Regions from separate parts of the Homo sapiens genome. Here region 1 is linked to region 2. Evidence: read pairs that join two places in POLR2A ChIA-PET (ENCODE). Cell type or tissue: OCI-LY7. All regions are shown on one strand. Each heading gives the region's core, and the rest is flanking DNA. Links, peaks and the distances in the headings are about the cores only. Region 1 overlaps GCN1 (GCN1 activator of EIF2AK4). Region 2 overlaps SPPL3 (signal peptide peptidase like 3).

Region 1 (4,388 bases), core at 69-4,068, 750 kb after region 2:
CTCAGAAGAGCGATGAGAGGCAGGGTGTGTGCATTGGCCTAAGTGAGATCATGAAGTCCACCAGCCGGGATGCCGTGAGTATCTTCCAAGGATCCCGCCAGCTGTGCACTGCAGACGACCTGACTCAGAGGGCGGGGGAGGGCTACTGAAGGAGGTTCACCTCTAGGGGGTTTGTGCTGCCCTCAGGGATGAGCCAGTCTCACTCTGGGGAGGTGCTGGCTGGGCCACATGGACTTGAGGCTCCGTCTTCTCAGCTTTCCTGTCAGTTTTGCAGGCTAAGAGCTAAGTGATTTGGATGCCTCCTTGAGTGGCCTTTGGAAACTGGAGATGATCGCTCTCTTACAACTGTGGAGGTTGCTCAGGATCAGTCTCTTTTGTGATGCTATATAAGTCCAGTTAAAATGTGTGCACCTCCTTCTGGGAAAGGGGATGGACAGCTGTGTGAGTGGGTAGGGCAGGAGGGTGCGGGAGGGGGTGTGCACTCACCCTTAGCAGGAGGGGAGCAGGTAAGAGTTGTGGTGCCAGGTGGGAGGAAGCATATTGCGTCTGGCAACAATACTGTTTCCATAGCAGCAACGTTCAAGGGGTGTGAAGTCCATTACTCTTACTTGGTTCCTGAGTTAAATGATCCTGGAGACCACCCTGGGGAGTAGGTTAGGAGTGCTTTTAGGCACTGCCTTCGTGTTTGGATGAAAACGCCAAAGCAATTAAGTGGATGGCCCGCTAGAAATGTAAGCAAGTGGCCAGTTGCTTGGCTTGGGCATCCTTGTCTGAATTCCTAGGATACCAGATCCCTCTTCTCCTATATTGATGTTTGTCTTACGTTTGGTTTTTAAAATTTACATTTGGCAAGGAATCAAAAGAAATTCTGTCATCAGAAAGAGTTGTGATTCATTGGAGAGGTAGAGTTCCACAGAGGCTGAGTTCTTGTCTGCAAAGTCCCCACAGTCCAATGGCAAGGCCCACATGCCAACCAGTCATTAGAATGCAGAGTGGGCTTTGCTGTGCTGGGATCGTTACTGAGGGAGCAGAGCCATTATTGGCTCCATTGTAGACCCAAAGACTTCATAGAGCACAAAGTCTGGATTGAGACTTGAAGAAGGACTTGGAGTTTTCCAAGAGAATAAGCAAAAGAAAGAGTCCAGGGAGAGAGGGGGCCAGATGCCATGGGAAGGAGTTTGCAGTTCTTAGAGAAGATGGGAGGTATATTGAGAATTCACCTAAAAGATTCAAGCTGTTGATTATTAAGTCTCAGTGAAGGATACATGGGGGTGCATCACATCCTCTCTGCTTTTTTTTTTTATTGAGACGGGGTCTTACTCTGTCACCCAGGCTGGAGTGCAGTGGTGCGATCATAGCTCATTGTAACCTTGACCTTCTGGGCTCAAGTGATCCTCTCGCTATGGCCTCCTGAGTAGCTGGGGACTATAGGTGTGCACCACCACACGTAGCTAATTTTTGCATTTTTAGTAGAGGTGAGGTCTCACTATGTTGCCCAGGCTGGTCTCAAACTCCTGGCCTCAAGTGATTCTCTTGCCTCCACCTCCCAAAGTGTTGGGATTACAGGCGTGAGCCACTGTGCGCGGCCCCTCTCTACTTTTTAATTTTTTTAAAATTTTTAGTTTAAGACAATCTCACTCTGCTGCCCAGGCAGGAGTACAGGGGCACCATCTCTTTTGGCTACAGCCTCTGCTTCCTGGGTTCAAGCGATTCTTGTGCCTCAGCCTCCTGTGTAGCTGGGATTACAGGTGTGCACCACCACACCCAGCTAATTTTTGTATTTTTAGTAGAGATAGGGTTTTGCCATGTTGACCAGGCTGGTCTCGAACTCCTGGCCTCAAGTCATCCGCCCACCTTGGCCTCCCAAAGTGCTGGGATTACAGGTGTGAGCCACCGTGCCCGGCCCCTTCTCTCCTTTTTTTTATTTCACAGTAAAGAGTTAAGTTAAAAGACAAGTCAGGCAAAGAGAGTTAGGGTGGCCTAGCTGGGTCAGAGTCCCCTGCCTGTGCTTCTTGTCTGCTTCTGCTCCTTCTTTGCCTTTCCTGCATCTGGTACAGTTGTAGCTTGCCATTGCAGGTGCTGTATTTCTCTGAATCCCTCGTGCCCACGGCAAGGAAGGCTTTGTGTGACCCACTGGAGGAGGTCAGAGAGGCGGCAGCCAAGACTTTCGAGCAGCTGCATTCCACCATCGGCCACCAGGCTCTGGAGGACATTCTCCCATTTTTACTAAAGCAGCTGGTGAGTGGATCTACCACACACCTACCTACCAGTTTGGCTTTTGCCGTCTTTGTAGATGGAAAATACAGGGCGATTATTCTGCCAAGGCAGTCGCAATGTGGGCCCTCCAGAGGGAGTGGGTATAGCAAGATCAGACTTGGCTTTGTGCTTCGCCTTCGGCAGTGAGGAAATGTGGGTGCAACAGGAGGGAGGGAAACAAGTGGAGAAGGAAGTTGGCGGTGGCTGGTTGAGACAGCAGAGATGCAGATTCCTCAGGGTTGTCCCCAACACCCTCTGCAGGATGACGAGGAGGTGTCAGAGTTTGCCTTGGATGGTCTGAAGCAAGTCATGGCTATTAAGAGTCGTGTGGTGCTGCCCTACCTTGTGCCCAAGGTAAATCCCAACATGTGGTCAACACCCTCTGGCTCCAGGGCATTGACATTTCCAGGGCCTGCAGTGAAGACCAGTTCTGAACGTAGATGTTGGAGGGCTGGGGGAGGAGGGTGCAGTGCAAGCATTACATCCTTCCCCTGTTGTCTTCCAAGATATGCTGGAGTAGATGCTTGGCTCTGAGCAGTGGGCTTGGGCTCTCTTGCCCACCCGTCTGTTCCCAGAGCCTAGCGCAGCACCTGGCACAGTATTCACTGAGTTAATGTTTGTCATTCCACCAGCTGACAACGCCACCTGTCAACACCCGGGTGCTGGCTTTCCTTTCGTCAGTGGCTGGTGATGCCCTCACCCGTCATCTTGGCGTGATCCTCCCAGCGGTCATGCTGGCCCTGAAGGAAAAGCTTGGGACCCCAGATGAGCAGCTGGTAAGGGGCGAGCCTGCTCCTGCTTTCTCATGTCCCGTCTGCCCGGAGGATCCCTGCTCAGCACACATGTCCCTTGTGGTTTGCAGGAGATGGCCAATTGTCAGGCTGTGATCCTCTCCGTAGAGGATGACACAGGGCACCGGATCATCATCGAGGATCTGCTGGAGGCCACCCGCAGCCCTGAGGTGGGCATGAGGCAAGCTGCTGCCATCATCCTCAACATCTACTGTTCCCGCTCAAAGGCTGACTACACCAGCCACCTGCGGAGCCTGGTCTCGGGCCTGATCCGCCTCTTCAATGACTCCAGCCCTGTGGTTCTGGAGGAGAGCTGGGATGCCCTAAATGCCATCACTAAGGTGAGGGGACTGCTGACCCCACAGCCAACTTTTGCTTTTAGAAAATTCCAGACATTTACAGGAATAGACTTATAAGAATCCCCCACGTACCTGTCACTCAGCTTCGGCGTTTACCCACTCGTGGCAAGTCTTGTTTATACTCCCGCCCACGCTTTCCCCATATATTCTTTGGAAGCAGTCTTGAGAGGGCTGTACATCCTCTCGCTTTTTCCTGGATTCCTGCAGAAGCTGGATGCTGGCAACCAGTTGGCACTCATTGAAGAGCTGCACAAGGAAATCCGGCTCATAGGGAACGAGAGCAAAGGCGAGCATGTGCCAGGATTCTGCCTCCCGAAGAAGGTAAGCCAGGGCCTCGTGCAGGGGGCTGTGGGCGTGCAGTCTGTTGTGCCCTTCTGGCCCTTACCCCTGTCCCAGGTCTGCGGTAGGGGCTGCTGGAGCAGTAGCCGTGGTGGTTGGTGTTCAGCACCTTCGCAGACAGCATGTTTTCTTCCATGGCAGTCAGATGGGGACAGGGTTCATGCTGCCTTTGGTTTAAGCTCTGCAGGTCACCTTGGCCAGAGTGAGTGGGCCACAGGGTAACAGCAGTGCATGTTCTCTCTGTGTGATAGGCCTGTTGGGGCCCTTGTCGTCTTTTCTCTGCCAAGACCGTTCCATAGCCAGCCCTCTCAGGCTGTGATCCTGAGATTCAGCCCAAATCAATATCTCCCATGGAGTTGAGGGGAGGACAGCTGTCAGGACCACTTTGCTTGCATGGGAGACACCAGGGCCCAGGGTGTTTGAGATTTGACTCTCAGTTGTGGTTCTCTTGTCAGGGAGTGACCTCCATCCTTCCAGTGTTGCGGGAAGGAGTCCTGACTGGCAGCCCTGAGCAGAAGGAGGAGGCAGCCAAAGCCTTAGGCTTGGTAATCCGCCTGACCTCGGCTGACGCCCTGAGGCCCTCCGTGGTCAGCATCACTGGCCCTCTGATCCGCATCCTGGGGGACAGGTTCAGCTGGAATGT
Region 2 (4,388 bases), core at 80-4,079:
AAAACCAAAAATAGTAATAGTTATGCGATGAACATTTGTATACAAGTTTTTGTGCAGATGTATGTTTTTATTTCTCTTGGGTGAATACTTTGGAGTAAAGTTGCTGGCTCATAGTTTCTGTTTTTAACATTTTGATAAACTGCCAAACAGCTTTCCAAAACGGCTGCACCATTTTACATTACCACCAGCAATGTGTGAGATTCTAATTTCTCCACGTCTTCACCAACACTTGTTATTGTCTTTTAAATTATAGCTATCCTAGTGAGTGTAAAGTCATATCTCATTGTGGTTTTATTTGTGTAGTGTTTATATTTAATTAAGGGTTTGTAGAGGAAAAAAGCAGTAGTTTAAAATGTTAGGTCTGATTGTTTTTAGAAGTGTACTACCAAAGTTGAACCTCTGTTTTAGTCAACTAAAAATCTTGTGTCAAGAACAAAAATTTAGTACACCTTTGGTTCACAGATTTTTCTTCAGGCTACTTCTTATTTCTTTTGCGTGCTGGAATAATTTAGAAAGAAATTAGCCTCAGATAATTGTTAAACTAGTTTCTTCCCTTTGGTTAAGTGATTAACCGAATTACTCTGGCAACCTGCTGCATCATCAGTAAGCTTGGGACTAGGAGTGGTTTCATGACTGAAGGTTTGGTGGGTGGAAGTGGCGGTGAGGGGTGCCTTGATGTGTCAGTTCTTTGCCAGGAGGATAATCACTGGAGGAGTTAGTTGTAAAATACTACCTTTTCTAGAGCTGCACTGCCCAATAGAAGTATAATATATGGTATATATGTAATGTAAAGTTTTCTGGTAGCCACATTAAAAAGTTTTTTTAAAAAGGTGATACTAATTTACATAAAAATACTTATTTCACGCCTGTAATCCCAGCACTTTGAGAGGCCGAGATGGGTGGATCATGAGGTCAGGAGTTCGAGACCAGCCTGGCCAGTATGGTGAAACCCCATCTCTACTAAAAATACAAAAATTAGCCGGGCGTGATGGTGGGAGGCTGAGGCACAAGAATTGCTTGAACCTGGGAGGCAGAGGTTGCAGTGAGCCGAGATCGTGCCACTGCATTCCAGCCTGGGTGACAGGGTAATTCTGTCTCAAAAAAAAAAAAATTATTATATCACTGATGGTATGTAATCAATATACAAATTAATGAGACATTTTAACTTTTTTTAGTACAAGATCTTCTCAATTCAGACTAGCCACATTTCAAGTGCTCAGTAGCTACATGTGGCTAGCAGCTCCCATATTGAACAGTGCGGTTCCAGAGGTGGTAAATACTTATGATCTAGATTTTTGCTCACATGTATGATCTGTGTGTCTTTAGGAAAAACAGATGAGTGTGTGATCAGTCTGTATTTCTAGTTCTTTAGTTTTATATTGTTACTGCCGGGTTTTCTTTCAGTGGGGAAGAGGGTGTTTAGAGGGTTTCAGAGAGGAAGCTCCTCATAGCTCAGATTTTTGGTTGCGAGCAGTTAAATTCACAGGAGGAAGAAAATTGCCTCCCTCCTCATTAGAGATGTACCAGATTCTATAGTTCTCAGCAAGTAAATCTGTTGGAACTGTTATCGTTTGGTCCTTGTTCTGATGGTTATAGGTGTTCAAGGTCTGCTTTGGCCTGTTGTGTATCAGTTATATACCACTTGTACTGCCTAACCACACAGCTCACTTGGTTAGACAGAGTAAGGTTGTGAATTTGATCTCTGTGTTTAATGAATGACTTTATGCCTTTTGGGGCTCTGCTATAGTAACTAAAATAGAATAAACCACATCCTTTTTCATCAGAAGTTTATAGTGTTAGAGACTGGGTGTCAAATGCCAGCAGATGTAATTAAGACAATTTAGAGACAAGGAGATTTCAGAGTGGGCTGTTGTATAGATTGTGTCTCCTAGTCAGTCAGTTGATTACTAGAAGGACTGAATTTGGAAAAAAAAATTTTTTTTTTTTTTGGCCGGGCGTGGTGGCTCACGCCTGTAATCCCAGCACTTGGGGAGGCTGAGACAGGCAGATCACCTGAGGTCATGAGTTCGAGACCAGCCTGACCAACATGGACAGGTTAAAAATACAAAATTAGCTGGGCATGGTGGCACATGCCTGTAATCCCAGCTACTCAGGAGTGTGAGGCAGGAGAATTGCTTGAACCCAGGAGGTGGAGGTTGCGGTGAGCTGAAATCGCGCCATTGCACTCCAGCCTGGGCAACAAGAGCAAAACTCTGTCTCAAAAAAAAAAAAAAAAAAAAAAGTTTTAATGTTTGAATGACTTTACTCACAGCTTACATTTTCTAATTTGGCTGAGTCCCCATCACTTTCTGTTTACTGTACACTGAATCTCTACCTCACTCATTTATGCTGTTTACCTAGCTCCTGGAGGCAATTGAGTTGTGATCCCTTAGTAACCATAGTTGTAGGTCATTGCCTCAAGGATGGTTGAAGATAGGGATAGCTGATCAGTGCTCCAGTGACAGAGGATTAAAAAAACAACTTTTTATGGGCACTTGCATGTTTAGATACAAATACTTTAACAGGATTTGACCATTGCATTATTACTGACTATTAGATGCCTTAAGGACATGTAGTTATTCTAAGTGGTACTCACATGCTTTTGAGTTGGAGTCCATAAATGGTATTCTGACCAAGAGAACAACGATCATGACTTAATTTACATGCTATACCCTGGCATTTGTGATAATATGGACCCAGGGCCCATTTGTGAGTTCACTGATTTGTTTGAATTTGAAGGCCATGTGAAATACTTATGTGTTGTAGGTCCCGTGCACAATTATGGAATTAAAGAACACCGTAAGTGGTACTATCTTTTTAATCAGTTTATTTGGTGGTTCTGTTGAGTTTTTGTATACATTATTATTTTGATAATTTCCAAATATTTTATACTTTGACACTTGTTCATTAGCTTCATTTTTGAAATGTGTCTGAAAGCCTTAGCCTTACTAAGAAAGAAATGTCTTTTAGTTGAGTTTGAAATGCTTTGATTTGTTGGTATTACAAAGTATTAATATAAGGGTTTTTTTGTTTGTTCCCAACTGAGTGCAGTCTGCAGTGATTAAGCTCCAAATTAGTTGGACCAGTAGGGGCGGAATTGGAAGCCTTACTTACACTAAATAATGCCATTCCTTTAGGGGATAAAATCTGGTTTAGACCTCTTTGGTAACAAAACAAGACCTTAACTGAAGTTATTTCTAGTATCTATTTATTGAATAGGTGTGACTTGTCACCCACTTCACACACCATTGTTACCTTTCTGAAAGCCAAAAAAAAAAAAAAACCCAAAAAAAAAACCCAAAAAAACTCTAGCCATAATTTTGAAACATCTCCAGCCATAAGGGTGTCAGATAAGGAATTATGAAACTGTAATACCATATTTTATTGGTGAAAATATTGAAAAGTGTAGATAAACACAAAAAGAATAGAAAAACTACCCACAATTCTACCAACACAGAGAGATCTTTCATTAAATTTGTTGCATATCTTTCAGGTTTAAAAAAAATCCATATATTGTGACAGTTGGTTTTTTTTTTTTTTTAAATTATACAAGTTGTTGAAACCCAGAAATCCCAAATAGAAGTAAAAAAAGAAAAATCCTAATTACCTAATATTTAACTTACTTAGAAAATTTATGGTAACATTTCATGTTACCCTTTTGGGCATTACATATAGGAACTGTAGATCATTTTTTACACAAAAGCAGGAACAGGTTTATACTGTGCTTTCATTTTTATGTGATATTTAATGTCTACAGAAGAATATATGATTTGTATGTGTAGCATAATGAACGCTCATGAACTTCACCAGTTAAAGAAACTATAGGATTACCAATGTTCTGGAAGCCCCCTTTGTACTCTCCTTTGTCCTTCCTCATGCCTCTGTCCCCTGTCCCCGTTTAGGTGTAACCACTGTCGTGAATTTTGTTTACCATCCCTTTGCTTTTTAAAAAAACTAGATTTACATCTGCATTTTTTTTTTTTTTTTTTTGAGACATAGTTTCGCTGTTGTTGCCCACGCTGGAGTGCAGTAGCGTGATCTCAGCTCACCACAACCTCCGCCTCCTGGGTTCAAGCGATTCGCCTGCCTCAGCCTCCTGAGTAGCTGGGATTAGAGGCATGCGCCACCACGCCCGGCTAATTTTGTATTTTTAATAGAGACAGGGTTTCTCCATGTTGATCAGGCTGGTCTTGAACTCCCAACCTCAGGTGATCCACCCACCTTGGCCTCCCAAAGTGTTGGTATTACAGGCATGAGCCACCACGCCCGGCTTACGTCTACATTTTAATGTTTTACTGTACAACATGTTTTGTTTTGCTTTTTTAAATAAGTTTATAAAGATGACATATATTGTCTTTTATAATTTGTTTTTTTCAGTCAATATTTTT

The links. Peaks named below come from ENCODE experiments on the same cell type or tissue, not always from the same donor. Only the 100,000 strongest peaks of a DNase experiment are listed, where the experiment ranks them.
Region 1: POLR2A ChIA-PET joins it to region 2 with 10 read pairs; 2 of 35 experiments call an interaction of 5 or more read pairs at or near these places.

Annotation. Positions count from the first base shown.
Region 1 is chr12:120,136,545-120,140,932 of GRCh38, reverse strand. GCN1 (GCN1 activator of EIF2AK4) reads left to right here. Exons shown (of 58, transcript NM_006836.2): 45 at 1-74; 46 at 2,077-2,238; 47 at 2,518-2,610; 48 at 2,889-3,032; 49 at 3,119-3,388; 50 at 3,614-3,727; 51 at 4,201-4,388. Among named protein-coding and RNA genes, the nearest start is that of MIR4498, 17 kb to the left of the region's middle. In OCI-LY7, for the core only: no CTCF peak of the experiment used is centred there; no DNase peak of the experiment used is centred there.
Region 2 is chr12:120,883,704-120,888,091 of GRCh38, reverse strand. All of the region lies in intron 1 of SPPL3 (signal peptide peptidase like 3), which reads left to right. Among named protein-coding and RNA genes, the nearest start is that of SPPL3, 18 kb to the left of the region's middle. In OCI-LY7, for the core only: no CTCF peak of the experiment used is centred there; DNase peaks (open chromatin) are centred at 1,471 and 1,711; H3K4me3 peaks cover 916 bases; H3K27ac peaks cover 846 bases.